2 separate regions of the Homo sapiens genome follow, and region 2 is linked to region 1. A link is a loop called in an ENCODE intact Hi-C map of the cell type or tissue named here. Cell type or tissue: adrenal gland. All regions are shown on one strand. Links, peaks and the distances in the headings refer to the core of each region. The heading gives the core; the rest is flanking DNA. Region 1 overlaps FNBP1 (formin binding protein 1). Region 2 overlaps FNBP1 (formin binding protein 1).

What was found. Peaks named below come from ENCODE experiments on the same cell type or tissue, not always from the same donor. Only the 100,000 strongest peaks of a DNase experiment are listed, where the experiment ranks them.
Region 2: it touches region 1 in a loop (2.2-fold over the local background); 79 of 110 quality-filtered maps call a loop at or near these places.

Annotation. Positions count from the first base shown.
Region 1 is chr9:129,891,620-129,898,792 of GRCh38, forward strand. It overlaps FNBP1 (formin binding protein 1), which reads right to left. Exons shown (of 17, transcript NM_015033.3): 16 at 4,219-4,377. Among named protein-coding and RNA genes, the nearest start is that of MIR6855, 26 kb to the left of the region's middle. RefSeq lists a silencer at 1,471-1,765. In adrenal gland, for the core only: no CTCF peak of the experiment used is centred there; no DNase peak of the experiment used is centred there.
Region 2 is chr9:130,031,595-130,038,767 of GRCh38, forward strand. All of the region lies in intron 1 of FNBP1 (formin binding protein 1), which reads right to left. Among named protein-coding and RNA genes, the nearest start is that of FNBP1, 8.0 kb to the right of the region's middle. RefSeq lists enhancers at 3,097-3,597, 3,596-3,675, 3,598-4,098. In adrenal gland, for the core only: no CTCF peak of the experiment used is centred there; no DNase peak of the experiment used is centred there; H3K27ac peaks cover 642 bases.

The DNA.
Region 1 (7,173 bases), core at 1,820-5,819:
GCAATAAACCGTGAAAAGCTCTTCATCTCAAGGAGAGAGAAAAGAAACAAAAGAAACACAGACTTCTCAGGCCCTGAGTGCACGCAAGATCAGAAACAGGGGAGGTGCCATCATTTAAAGGAGGAGGTAGGGGTGGGAGGCAGAATTTTTAAAAAAGCATTGGGCTAGAAAATCCCCTATTACTGGAGATGAAAGAGTTAAATATTCATATTACACAGAATAATTTTCTTGGAAACATGAAAAGTCACTTAAAATACACAATACTGAGAAAAAATATAACATTTATTAGAGAAGCAGATACGAGGGTACAACTAAAAGATGCCAGACAGAGTCTTTTAGGATAAGAATAGAAAGAGACAATCATGTTGCTGTATTCAAACAAAACTTACTCAGAACCCCAGAGTTTATAATAAACTCAAGTGCGGAGCCGCAGCGGGGACCTAGCTCCCCATGCGAGAGGCTTCGCGGCTTTCCGGCAGTTATAAAAACAGAAAGGTCATTAGGCAGCAGGAGAACCCATAAAACAAACAGATAAAAGTACAACATTAAAACAACTCATTCGAGTACTGCTTTTAGTTTTTAAGTTGCAGTATATACACACGTATTCTGTGGGGGGAATTATGAAAATATTTAACAGAGAGCAATCGAAGAACCAAAAAACCACAAAAGAAAGTCACAATCCAATTGACCCACCGGAAGTTACTCTAGTCTAAATATTTTGGCAATTATTAAATAAGCACATCGTAGACACACACACACACACACACACACACACACACACACACACACACACACACAAAAAGGTTGACCGGCATTATAAAAATAAAACAGCTGCACTGAGTTATGGGCCTAAGAAAACAGTGGCTTTGCCCACATCAGATGGGTTGAAGGAGGGCAGTGTTTGTGGGCAAGTTGGACAGAGTTATAAACAGAGTAGGCAGGAAAAGCTTCTCTGTACATATTATTAATCTCTAAGTGTAACTTTCAAATAAAAGGAGAAAATTATATAAGTAGCTGAGATTTTGCTGCTTTTATATTAACAGACAACTGCTAGAAGATAATAAAGTATACTTTGGGTGGAAATGGAAATTCCTGATTCTTTGGAATTTGGTTTTCTAATATTTCATGCATTGATGCGATGGACCTGAAATTTACAAAATATCTTTTAACTGTTTAGTCAATATTACAGAGATTCACCTGTTATAGTACTGAGGCATACAACTTAATGATCGTACATTTAAAATTATCATCATAAATTTATGTGCCCAAACCCCTCCCACCCCATTCCCCCTGAAACCAACTGAGCTATTTTCTGAATTAAATTTGAATAACGAAATAAATTTGAATAATCAAGAAAAAAATACACAGCTTGACAGAATGCCTTTTTTCAAAGCAGACTTTCACAAGGTTAATGTCGTCTTGCCCTATTTTCGAGTTTTTCAGTGGTTAGTTTGCTTTGTCCAGGAGTTCACAGACTGGAAATGAGTTTGTCATCGGATAGAAAGGTCAGATTTTAATACCTTAGGTTTCCCATTCACTTGTTTACTGGGTAAAGCTGGAAACTTCCTACTGCTCATTTAAACAGATCCTTGTGGTTGAAGGGTCAGCTGATTTTCTTGCTGCAATATCTACAAAGAGGCCTGGGGTCGGGATGGGTGGCTTTATTGATACTATGCCAGCAAAAGTATCCAAAAGAAATTTGGGCCTGGCACGGTGGCTCACCCTGTAATCCCAGCACTTTGGGAGGCTGAGGCGGGCGGATCACTTGAGCCCAAGAGTTTGAGACAAGCCTGGCCAACATGGTGAAAACCTGTCTTTACTAAAAAAAAAAAAAAATACAAAGATTAGCCGGGTGTGGTGGCAGGCACCTGTAATCCCAGCTACTGGGGAGGCTGAGGCACAAGAATTACTTGAACTCGGGAGGCAGAGGTTGTAGTGAGCCAGGATTGTATCATTGCCCTTGAGTCTAGGTGACAGAGTGAGACTCTGTCTCAAAAAAAAAAAAAAAAAAAAAAAAAGCCAGGCACGGGCTCATGCCTGTAATCCCAACACTTTGGGAGGCTGAGGTGGACAGATCATGAGGTCAGGAGATCAAGACCATTCTGGCTAACACGGTGAAACCCTGTCTCTACTAAAAATACAAAAAATTAGCTGGGCATGGTGGCACACGCCTGTAGTCCCAGCTACTTGGGAGGCTGAAGCAGGAGAATCGCTTGAACTCAGGAGGCAGAGGTTGCAGTGAGCCAAGATTGTGCCACCGCACTCCATCCTGGCGACAGAGCGAGACTCCATCTCAAAAAAAAAAAAAAAAAAAGTTTTTTAAAAAATCAGGCTGTCACTAAATAAAGGTTAACTGGCTGTGAGAATCTTGAAACACGGCCCCTAGCATCCAGAACCCCTACTAGGTTCTAGAGCCCGAATGTGCAGCTACTGCTTGGAAAATCAGCTTTAAATGGACTTGAGCTGATCAAATGAACCCACAATGTAGAGGCAGGCAGGGGCTAATTTCCTACTTGAAAGTAGGAAGGACACAAGGAAATAATTTTCAAAATCAAATAAAAAGAGAATCTGACCCAACACCTTCATTCTGACCCATTTGTAGTGGGTTGTCTATGATCTCGGGGTGGATTCTGGAAATGGGCACAGTGAAATGCCTGGCAACCATCTACGCATGTGACCAACTTCACTATCTCCCCTCCCACATCAATGCCAATTTAAAAATGCAAATTCTCATGTGGCCTAGATTCCTTTCGATGTGGTGAGACATTTTACTTCATTCTGGCTACAGTTAATTGTATAAAATGAGCCAGAAATTCTAAAATAATTTCCAGTAAATCCAAACCTTGCCAATGATTAAAAGCAGAAACAAAACAAAACAAAAACAACAACAACAAAAAAACAAAAGCAAACCCCCAAAGTCTTTGAACAGCAATGTGCTGAGATCTGTGTCTGTGGGGAGAAGCATTTGCTGCCACACCACGTTCTCTTTATAGCCCCACCTGGGCAAGCGTGAGTGCAGCTCTACTTGGAAAACCAACAGAAACCGAACCAAGTGTGAGAGGAAATCACAGCCAAAAGGAGCTGATGCAGGGACACGCTCTGCCTTTTAAGTAACTCCATCTAAACAGCACTAGCACATCTGATCAACTGTCAATTTGGGCCAGGTGCGGTGGCTCACGCCTATAATCCCAGCACTTTGGGAGGCAGAAGCAGGCAGATCACTTGAGGTCAGGAGTTTGAGACCAGCCTGGCCAACAGAGCGAACCCGTCTCTACTAAAAATACAAAAATTAGCCAGGCGTGGTGGTGCACACCTGTAATCCCAGCTACTCGGGAGGCTGAGGCAGGAGAATCGCTTGAACCTGGGGGAGGCGGAGGTTGCAGTGAGCCACTGTACTCCAGCCTGGGCAACAGAGCCAGACTCTGTCTCAAAACAACAACAACAACAAAAACACAAACACAACAACAAAAACCTGTCAATTTGATGACACTTGGAAAATCAGCAATGCAATGTAAAAATCAAGTGGTCAATTCACCAAACTTTTCCAGATTTCAGCTGGTTGTCTGGGATCATGTAGATGGAACAGGGTACTCGTGATGCCCTACCAAGGATGCTGACCAGGTTTAAGTAAAAACACACACTTTTGGTGCCAATATAAGAATCTTATTTACTGCTTTAGTCAAGAAGGAGATGTTATTTCACTTGTGACTTCCTCCCAAGTGAATGAGTATACAATTTAACAAACTAACACAGTTCAGTTTATTAAGTTACAATCTGTAACCACCTAATGTAGCTCAGTGTATGGTGGATACTAGATATAAACAAGAGTAGGGAAGTCTTTGGCACCTGCATGATGCGTGCCGGCTTTTAAATTCAGAAAGATGAGAAGCTACAATGCAACTTTTTTTTTAATCTACAGATACCGCCAAAAGAAGAAATGTTTATCAGATTTTGAATGACATAGCTGTAAGTTGGCGGTTGGCAGCTTTCCACATAAAATTTCATCAGCAAGTGAAACTTGATTACAGCCCAAACTAGACAAGGCAATTCAGGTGCCCAGACCCTGAAGTCCACGTGAGACTACAGGAGAACGTGCATTATGGTGCTTGCCAGCCAGTCTCTTGAGGAACTGCCTGTAACAGTCATGGTTGTGGGGAGAAACAACTCCATTTTTTTTAAGTTTTTTTTTTTTATGGTATTAAATATAAGTCTTAGCACCTTTGGCATTTTTGTCCAAACAGACTTCGACATATGAAGTGGGGACATAACCCTCTTCATCTTCATTTCTCCGAATGCGGGTCCAGCCATCGCCTTTGTCTTCCTCTATGACATACAATGTTTCTCCTTCAACTACGGAAATCGTTCCTTCATTCTGACCTGAAAAAGCAATATCAGGATATGTTAGATGTCTTGGCAAATGCAGGGAGGAAGCAAACAGTGGCCTTCGCAATGAAACAAGTGTCGTCGAAGATGAAGTCCACACAAAATTCACCCCACTCGGACCTTCTCAGATGCACGGACCCCTCACCCACTGCCTCAAAACCATCTCCTTCTGCACAGAAATGTCCAGGTTCTTACCTCTGTCTCTCTAGGGACCCTCTCTAAGTCCTCCAGGGCCCTCTTTCTCCTCCCTCCCAGAATGGTAAGTATTTCTCACTGGATAAATCTTTGGTTCTCTTCTCTAGTCTTCTTCTGTCTCACTTGGATCTCTCTCAGGAGAAAGGTACCCTCGTGGCTCCAACTGCTTCTCTTTTGTCTGTTATTTTTTGGGGGGGTTGTGGGGGATGGAGTCTTGCTCTTGTTGCCCAGGCCAGAGTGCTGTGGTGCAATCTCAACTCACTGCAACCTCCACCTCCCCGGTTCAAGCGATTCTCCTGTCTCAGCCTCCCGAGCAGCTGAGACTATAGGTGTGCACCACCACACCCGGCTAACCTTTCTATTTTTAGTAGAGATGGGGTTTCACCATGTTGGTCAGGCTGGTCTGACTCCTGACCTTAGGTGATCCACCAGCCTCAGCCTCCCAATTTTTTTGTTGTTGTTGTTTGTTTGTTTTGAGACAGAGTCTTGCTCTGTTGCCCAGGCTGGAGTGTGATGCCACTTGTCCCGGGTTCAAGTGATTCTCCTGCCTCGGCCTCCCGAGTAGCTGAGATTACAGGCATGTGCCACCACGCCCGGCTAATTTTGTATTTTTAGTAGAGACGAGGTTTCACCATGTTGGTCAGGCTGGTCTTGAACTCCTGACCTCAGGTGATCCACCCGCCTCGGCCTCCCAAAGCGCTGGGATTACAGGCGTGAGCCACCACGCCCGGCCCAACTGCTCCTCTTTAAACACTGTCCTCACATATTGCTTCCATTCTGGTACTTTCTGCAGCCAAGATTCCACTTTTCCCACTGTCTGCAGCACACTGCCACCTAGACATGGCCCCAACACCTGAAACAACATAGATGAACCTGGATTCACTGTTCTTCCTCCTAACTATATCCTCCTGCTTTTCCACTTCCCTAGACCTCTCTGTCCTCCCAGGAATGCAACTCTGGGAGCCGTCTTGGATTTCCTCTCCTTTTTGTTCCTGGCTTTTGATCAGCCCCGAATATATGCAGTTTGTCAATGGCGGCATCTCTGTATCCATTCCTTGAACAAGGCCCCCAAGACCTTCTGCTAGGATCATTTCAAAGGCTGCCCACCACCCCCCAGTTTTCTGCAAGGCAAAGAGTTTAGGGAGCTGTTAACAGGGCAACAGGGTACGGTGGGGGATGGTTGGAATATGAAGTAAAACTGGGAACGTTTAAACTGGTACGTCTTTCTTATTTTGTCACAATGAACATTTAGTCTATTAAAGGCTCTGAAAAGTCCTGTAGTAAAGAAATCTGTAAAATTTATTTATCCCAGGGCTTCCCAAACTTACTTGAGCTCTGATTGCTAGTTTTAAAAATTTATTCATTATATTAAAATGCAACTTTTTCGTAATTTTATTTATTTATTTATTTATTTTTTAGAGAGGGTTTCACACTATCGCCTAGGCTGGAGTGCAGTGGTACGATCATAGCTCACTGTAGCCCTGAACTCTTGGCCTCAGCCTCCCAAAGTGCTGGGATTACAGGTGTGAGCCACTGAGCCTGGCCTGAGAGCTTCTTTCATGGCCTCCTTATTAACGCTCTGCAGGACATCGTTTCAAGGTTCATTGGTTTAGAAACACTAAGCTAGTTTATCTTTTCTTTCTTTTTTTTGAGACAGAGTTGCCCTCTGTTGCCCATACTGGAGTACAATGGCACGATCTTGGCTCACTGCAACCTCTGCCTCCTGGGTTCAAGCAATTCTCATGCTTCAGCCTCCCGAGTAGCTGGGATTACAGGCGCCCGCCACCACGCCTCACTGATTTTTGTATTTTTAGTAGAGACGGGGTTTCATCATGTTGGGCAGGCTGGTCTAGAACTCCTGACCTCAGGTGATCTGCCTGCCTCAGCCTCCCAAAGTTCTAGGATTACAGGCGTGAGCCACCATGCCCGGCCTGGGCTAGTCTTTCTAACCATCCTCCATGTCTTCCAGTGGATCCTACACATCTGACGATGACTTTCCTAAGGTACAGCTCTGACTGCATCGACACCCTGCTAGGGGACCTCCCATAGCTCCTCAATGTTTGCCACATAAAACCCAGATGTTTCCCTACCTCGCCCCCATTGGCACTTCCCACTCTTTAGTGCCACATTTCACTATTAGGACTTAAGACATCTAAGCTCCAGCCACACCACACCCATTTCTGGCCACACCCCCCATGCCATGGCAAGTTCTCCAAACTTCCTTAAGGAAGCGACCTCATTCTCCCCTGTCCTCCCCGTTCCTCTGTATCCCTCTTCTGGCAAACACTGCAAACTGCCTGCTTTTTTTTTTTGAGAGGGAGTCTTGCTCTGTTGCCAGGCTGGAGTAAAGTGGCACGACCTCGGCTCACTGCCACCTCCGACTCCTGGTTTAAGTGAGTCTCCTGCTTCAGCCTCCCAAGTAGCTGGAATTACAGGCATGCGCTACCACGCTTAGCTGATTTTTGTATTTTTAGTAGAGATGGGGTTTCACCATGTTGGCCAGGATGGTCTCGATCTCCTGACCTCACGATCCGCCTGCCTCGGCCTCCCAAAGTGCTGGGATTACAGGCGTGAGCCACTGCACCCAGCCGCTGC
Region 2 (7,173 bases), core at 1,439-5,438, 140 kb after region 1:
ACACTCCTGTACACATTTCCATGGAGTTACCCTACCTTAGTCCTTATTACACAATAATTTCTTTCTTTCTTTCTTTCTTTTTTTTGACAGGGAGTCTCGCTCTGTTGCCCAGGCTGGAGTGCAGTGGCACAATCTCAGTTCACTGCAACATCCACCTCCTAGATTCAAGCGATTCTCCTGCCTCAGCCTCCCGAGTAGCTGGGATTACAGGCGAGCGCCATCATGCCTGGCTAAGTTTTTTGTATTTTTAATAGAGATGGGATTTCACCATGTTGGTCAGGCTGGTCTCAAACTCCTGACCTCATGATCTGCCCGACTCGGCCTTCCAAAGTGCTGGTATTACAGGAGTGAGCCACTGCGCCTGGCCTGATGAAATTTTTACAATTTTGTTTGGTTTCCTTTTATGTACAAAGTTATAAACACTGAGCACTACCACCACTACTCCTCTTGCCAAAAATGGCCGTAACAAGAACTAAACCTCTCCTAGAATGACAGGGAGACTTCACACGTACACCTTACTTTTGAAACTGAACAATGTAAATAGCCTATTTTTAAGGATAAGTTAAAATAAACTTTTTTTTTTTTTTTCCCAGACAAGGTCTTGCTCTGTCACCCAGGCTGGAGTGCAATGGCACAAATACAGCTCACTGCAGCCAGCCTCCAACTCCTGGTCTGAAGTGATCCTCCCATCTCAGCTTCCCAAGTAGCTGGGACTACAGGCATGCACCACTATGCCCAGGTAATTTTTTAATTTTTAGTAGAGATGGGATCTCAGTATGTTACCCAGGCTGGTCTTGAACGCCTGAGTTCAAGCTATCCTCTCGCCTTGGCCTCCCCAAATGCTGGGATTACAGGTATGAGCCACCGTGCCTGGCCAATAAGTAAAATGTAAATTTTAAAAGTCAGTCATGGTGAAGAATATATTTTACATACACATATACACTTATGAAATCTAAATGTCCTTGCCCAAACATTTCCAGAAATTTCCATATCTGTTCCAATGCAAATACTTCTAAACCTCTTCATTATCTCTGCCAAGAAGAAATCAATCCCAAACTAAGCTGATAGGCAGAATAATTCATTAGATGTTTCAAGCAGCAAATATCCAGCTTTTTAGGTGAGGAAATAATGTGACTTCAGTGGAACTTTTTTTTTTTTAAAGTGGTAATAATAGCCAAAGAAAATTAATTCCCCCTAGAAAAAACTTAAATCTTAAGAAGGCCCAAGTATACTGCTAAAAATTAGTATGATTAGTGTTTTGGAGTGGATTTTATTTTTCTTCAAGGAGGAAAAGATAAACATGCTATTAATATGACCTCCTGAAATCCAGATTTCCTGTCCAAAGCAACGATTTCCAGGCATTTTCCAAATATTAGGTTTATTGTATTGTTAACATGTACACCAAATTTTAAATCAGAAGGCTAGGACAGAAAATAGCTCATTTTTCATGAATCCTGCTTACCGCAGGAGAGTTCTACAGTTTGTTCCCAGGGACCAGAGTTTTTTTCATTAACCTTCCCCATGATTATAATAATTTGTGTTTACCTATCACCTTTCATCCAACAACCTCAAAGTACTTTACGAACAATCTCTCACCTTTATGCCTTCTTGTCAAGAGAAAGGCAAGCATCATACCATACTTTATAGATTGGGAAAGCGAGGAACAGAGATGCAAGGACTTGCCCGATACTAATAAATATTAGATTAGGTAAGCAAGGCAACCCAGGCTGAGCCCTCCAGCACTGCCTCACTCAACTGGGAGCACCCACACCGTTTGTCCCCAGAGCCTGTCTGGTCTTTAAATGGATTTCAGGAACCCGTTCTCAATTTTGGCTGTGCAAATAGAAGTACAAGGGGAGGAGATTCCTTTACAGGTCCCAAGTTTTCTTCTGCTATAGATAATAGAGAAAGTGTTTCGTTTCTTGTTCCTGAAGACTCAAAACTTTAAAACCCTGAATGTCGGCCAGGCATGGTGGCTCACGCCTGTAATCCCAGCACTTTGGGAGGCCGAGGCCGGTGATCACTTGAGGTCAAAAGTTCAAGTCCAGCCTGGGCAACACAGGAAGACCCCCCCACCTCTACAAAAAAAACTTTTTTAAAAAAGTTAGCCAGGCCGGGCTGGGCACGGTGGCTCACGCCTGTAATCACAGAATTTTGGGAGGCCGAGGCGGGCGGATCACGAGGTCAGGAGAGTGAGACCAGCCTGGCTAACACAGTGACTAACATGGTAACCCCGCCTCTACTAAAAATACAAAAAAAAAAAAAAAAAAAATTAGCCAGTCATGGTGGCGGGTGCCTGTAGTCCCAGCTACTCGGGAGGCTGAGGCAGGAGAATGGCATGAACCTGGGAGGCAGAGCTTGCAGTGAGCAGAGATTGCGCCACCGCACTCCAGCCTGGGTGACAGAACAAGACTCTGTCTCAAAAAAAAAAAAAAAAGTTAGACAGGCCAGCTGCGGTGGCTCACACCTGTAATCCCAGCACTTTGGGAGGCCAAGGCAGGTAGATCACGAGGTCAGGAGATCGAGACCATCCTGGCTAACACTGTGAAACCCCGTCTCTACTAAAAATACAAAAAATTAGCCGGGCAAACGCCTGTACTCCCAGCTACTCGGGAGGTTGAAGCAGGAGGATCGCTTGAACTCGGGAGGCGGAGATTGCAGTGAGCTGAGATCACACCACTGCACTCCAGCCTGGGCGACAGAGCAAGACTCCATCTCAAAAAAAAAAAAAAAAACAAGTTGGTCAGGCGTGGTAGTGTACACCTGTGGTCCCAGCTAATCAGGAGGCTGAGGCGAAAGGCTCATTTGGGCCCAGGAGATTGAGGCTGCAGCGAGCCATGTTTGTGCCACTGCACTCCAGCCTGGTCAACAGAGTGAGACTCTGTATTCCTCCTTGTTCTTTCTCAATTTCCTTAAAAATAGTTTTCGCCAAGACATACTTCTGTTGGGCAAATTCAGAAACTTGATACTACTCCTACTAATTAATATCCACACAAATTTATTTAAATTAGAAAAGAGAAACAATAACTGGCTTTGAAAGGATTAGGAGATTACTAGACATCTATGAAGCATCTGCTTGAGTACGAGCTTCATTCATGACTGTTTCTGCTGGCTCTGCAGCATTTAGTGGTGTGAGTCATTGATTCTCAGTGATTCTCAATATGAATAACATCAACTGTTTTATAAAGCAAAATCTACTGCAGTGATGGGGAAATATGAGTGAGTGGTGGGGATAAAGGGAACTGTGCACTACTAACACAGAAGATCCAGTTTTTGGCCAAGTGGCTAATGCCTGTAATCCCAGCTCTTTGGGAGGCCAAGGTGGAAGGATCACTTGAGCCCAGGAGTTCAAGGCCAGCCTGGGCAGCATAGAAAGACCCCGTCTCTACAAAAAAAATACAAAAATTAGCAGAGTGTGGTGACATGTGCCTGTAATCCCAGCTACTTGGGAGGCTGAGGCAGGAGAATCACTTGAACCTAAGAGGCAGAGGTTGCAGTGAGTCGAGATCGTGCCACTGCACCCCAGCCTGGGCAACATGGAGAAGTGGCAAAAAATGACTCGCTGCCCAGCTGCAAGGACTGTGGCTAGCATGCAGCCTCCTTTAGGGTCCACCTCATCTTTTGAGTCGAGGGCATCTCTTCTTGTAGCACCCCCAGCCAATGACTAAGCAAGCTGGCAGCCAAGGCCATCCTCTTCTTGGGACGACCTCTGGCCAATGATAAAGGAAGGCAGAGATACAGAGGCCGAGCCATTTCTGCCAGAGGATTCTTGTGTCTGCTCTGGAGCTCCCCATTGGCCTGGTGGGGACTCTGTCAGGTCTGCATCGTGATCTGATGGCTTCCACTCTTTCCCCTTCACAGGTGTTACTCCCCAGTAAAACTGTACTAATGACTCCATCTAAGCCTCTTCTTCCAGGATATTGGCACAAATGGTAGTTACCTTGCTGGATTCTTGTAACAAATAAACAAGATGATGGATGTAAACACTTTGTCCAGCACCTGGGGCATAGTAGGCACTCAATAAATGGCAGTAATGATAACAATCATTCGAGACTTTAAGATAATAGAGAGGTCAGGCACGGTGGCTCATGCCTGTAATCCCAGCACTTTGGGAGGCCAAGGCGGGTGGATCACCTGAGGTCAGGAGTTTGAGACCAGCCTGGCCAACATGGTGAAATCCCATTTCTACTAAAAACACAAAATTAGCCAGGCGTGGTGGCACACGCCTGTAATCCCAGCTACTCGGGAGGCTGAGGCAGGAGAATCGCTTGAACCCGGGAGGTGGAGGTTGCAGTGAGCTGAGATCGTGCCATTGCACTCCAGCCTGGGCGACAAGAGCGAAACTCCATCTCAAAAAACAAACAAACAAAAACTTACATACCCCCAAATTACTCTCTAATATAATACACATATTTGGCCTCATCATTAAAAAAAAAAGTTTTTTTAACTAAACACATTACTAGGCTCAAGCTAGTATGAGTGTACAAGTAAAACAGGAAACAAATATTCCTTTATAAACACTAATTCCAGAAGACTTCACACCCACATTCTAAAATCTAATTAGATTAATTTCCCAGGGCATTCATGTATTCTTAGTAGCTTTCAATTTTTAAGTGTCAAAATAAAGCCTTATTTTTAAATGTGGGTGGTGTTGATGAAACAAGTATGAGTAATACTTGCAGGAAACATAATATTAGCTTTAGCTGCTTAGTGGGTGATACTTGAATAGTCCTTCAAAGAAGCACTTTCCATGTCTCACCAATGTAAAGCATGAGTTGTAATGTGTTCACATAGTAAGTATAGACACTTATAAAACTCTTTTATGTGCTTAAAGTACAGTTTTGCCTACCAAAATGGCAATTTACACAAATTTTCAGGATTCTGTCTAATGTACAAAGTGAGGGCAACAAAACTGATATCTAAATATCAACTGCAAAATCTCCAGGCCTCCCACGGTTTGTTTTCTTTTAATATCCACTAAACAGAAAAGACATGTGCAAAATTTGTTCTCATGGAGAAGTAAGGATGGCAAAACTAAGTTGATTTTGTTTCTCTTCTGAAGCAGTTCTGCCCTACCCACCATGGTTCAGGGAGTATTATCTCCCCTGTTGGTCTTGCCATGTTCATCCCAAACAGAAATCTCTGAAGGGTTAAGAAAAAGGAGCAGTAGGCCGGGCGCAGTGGCTCACGCCTGTAATCCCAACACTTTGGGAGGCCGAGGCAGGCGGATCACAAGGTCAGGAGATCGAGACCATCCTGGCTAACAAGGTGAAACCCCATCTCTACTAAAAATACAAAAAATTAGCCGGGCGCGGTGGCAGGCGCCTGTAGTCCCAGCTACTCGGGAGGCTGAGGCGGGAGAATGGTGTGAACCTGGGAGGCCGAGCTTGCAGTGAGCCGAAATCACGCCACTGCACTCCAGCCTGGGCAACCCAGCGAGACTCCATCTCAAAAAAAAAAAAAGAAAAAGGAGCAGTAGAGGCCAGGCATGGTGGCTCACACCTGTAATCCCAGCACTTTGGAAGGCAGAGGCAGGCAGATCACTTGAGGTCAGGAGTTTGAGACCAGCCTGGTCAACGTGGTGAAACCCCATCTCTAGTATGAAAAATACAAAAATTGGCAGGGCATGGTGGTGGGGGCCTGCAGCTACTCAGGAGGCTGAGGCATGAGAATCACTTGAACCTGGGAGGCAGAAGTTGCAGTGAGCTGAGATCGCGCCACTGCACGCCAGCCTGGGTGACTGAGCAAAACTCCATCTCGAAAAAGAAAAAAGAAAAAAGAGCAGTAGAAGAGCTAGGGACGATTGTTAATAGGGTTCTCCAATTTAGCATTCAAGGGCAGTAAGAAGAGGTAATAATTATCCAATACCTGGAACTGTTAATAATTTGTTACTTTAAGATTAAAAAACTAGTTTAAAATTTCGACACACTAGGGAAAAAAATTCAACACACTATAAAGTGTTCTTATATAAAGATATGTACACATATCATGCCTAAGTAGAATGAACAACAGAGAAGGGATAATTTTTCAAACCCTACTTTAAAGGCAAAAAAGGTACTTAGACTGTGTGTATTTGGGGGCAGAAAGGATATGGAAAATCTCTGTACCTTCTCAATTTTGCTATGAACCGAAACTGCTCTAAAAAATAGTCTATTTTCCAAAAAGATACCTAAAATTATATATATATTTTACAACTGCCGAAGTGCAGAAAGGTGTTATAATTATCTTCCCATTATTTTTAAAAAGCAAATGTTAAAACAAAAGGAAAAAAAGGGATTTATTCATTTATCCAATAAATATTTATTGAACTCCTACACAGAGTCAGGCATTGTTCCCAGTACAGTTGGTAGACAATCCTCAAACGGCTGCCTCTTGAAAGTGCACACCACGATCAGGGTCAACATATTCAACAGATGAATGTATATTATATGCCTGGCATGGTTCTAAAAATCACAGGTAAAAAAAATTACATACAGTCGGCCGGGCGCGGTGGCTCACGCCTGTAATCCCAGCACTTTGGGAGGCCGACGTGGGCAGATCACGAGGTCAGGAAATCGAGACCATCCTGGCTAACACAGTGAAACCCTGTCTCTACTAAAAATACAAAAAAATTAGCCGGGCGTGGTGGCGGGCGCCTGTAGTCCCAGCTACTCCGGAGGCTGAGGCTGGAGAATGGCGTCAACCCGGGAGGCGGAGCTTGCAGTGAGCAGAGATCGTGCGACCCACTGCACTCCAGCCTGGGCGACAGAGTGAGACTCCGTCTCAAAAAAAAAAAAAAAAGACATACAATCAACACAGGTGGCTCTTTTTTTTTTTTTTTTTTGAGACAGAGTCGCTCTGTCGCCCAGGGCGGAGTGCAATGGCGCCATCTCGGCTCACTGCAACCTCCGCCTCCCGGGTTCAAGCGATTCTCCGCCTCAGCCTCCCGAGTAGCTGGGATTACCTGCGTGGACCACCACGCCCGGCTAATTTTTGTATTTTTAGTAGAGATGGGGTTTCACCATCTTGGTCCGGCTGGTCTCAAACTCCTGATGTCGTGATCTGCCCGCCTTGGCCTCCCAAAGTTCTGGGATTACAGGCGTCAGCCACCCACCGCGCCCAGCCCACATGTGGCTTCTTACTATGCTAACCAATATGCATTATTCAGGTTTCTCTGTTCTCTTTCTTGTACAT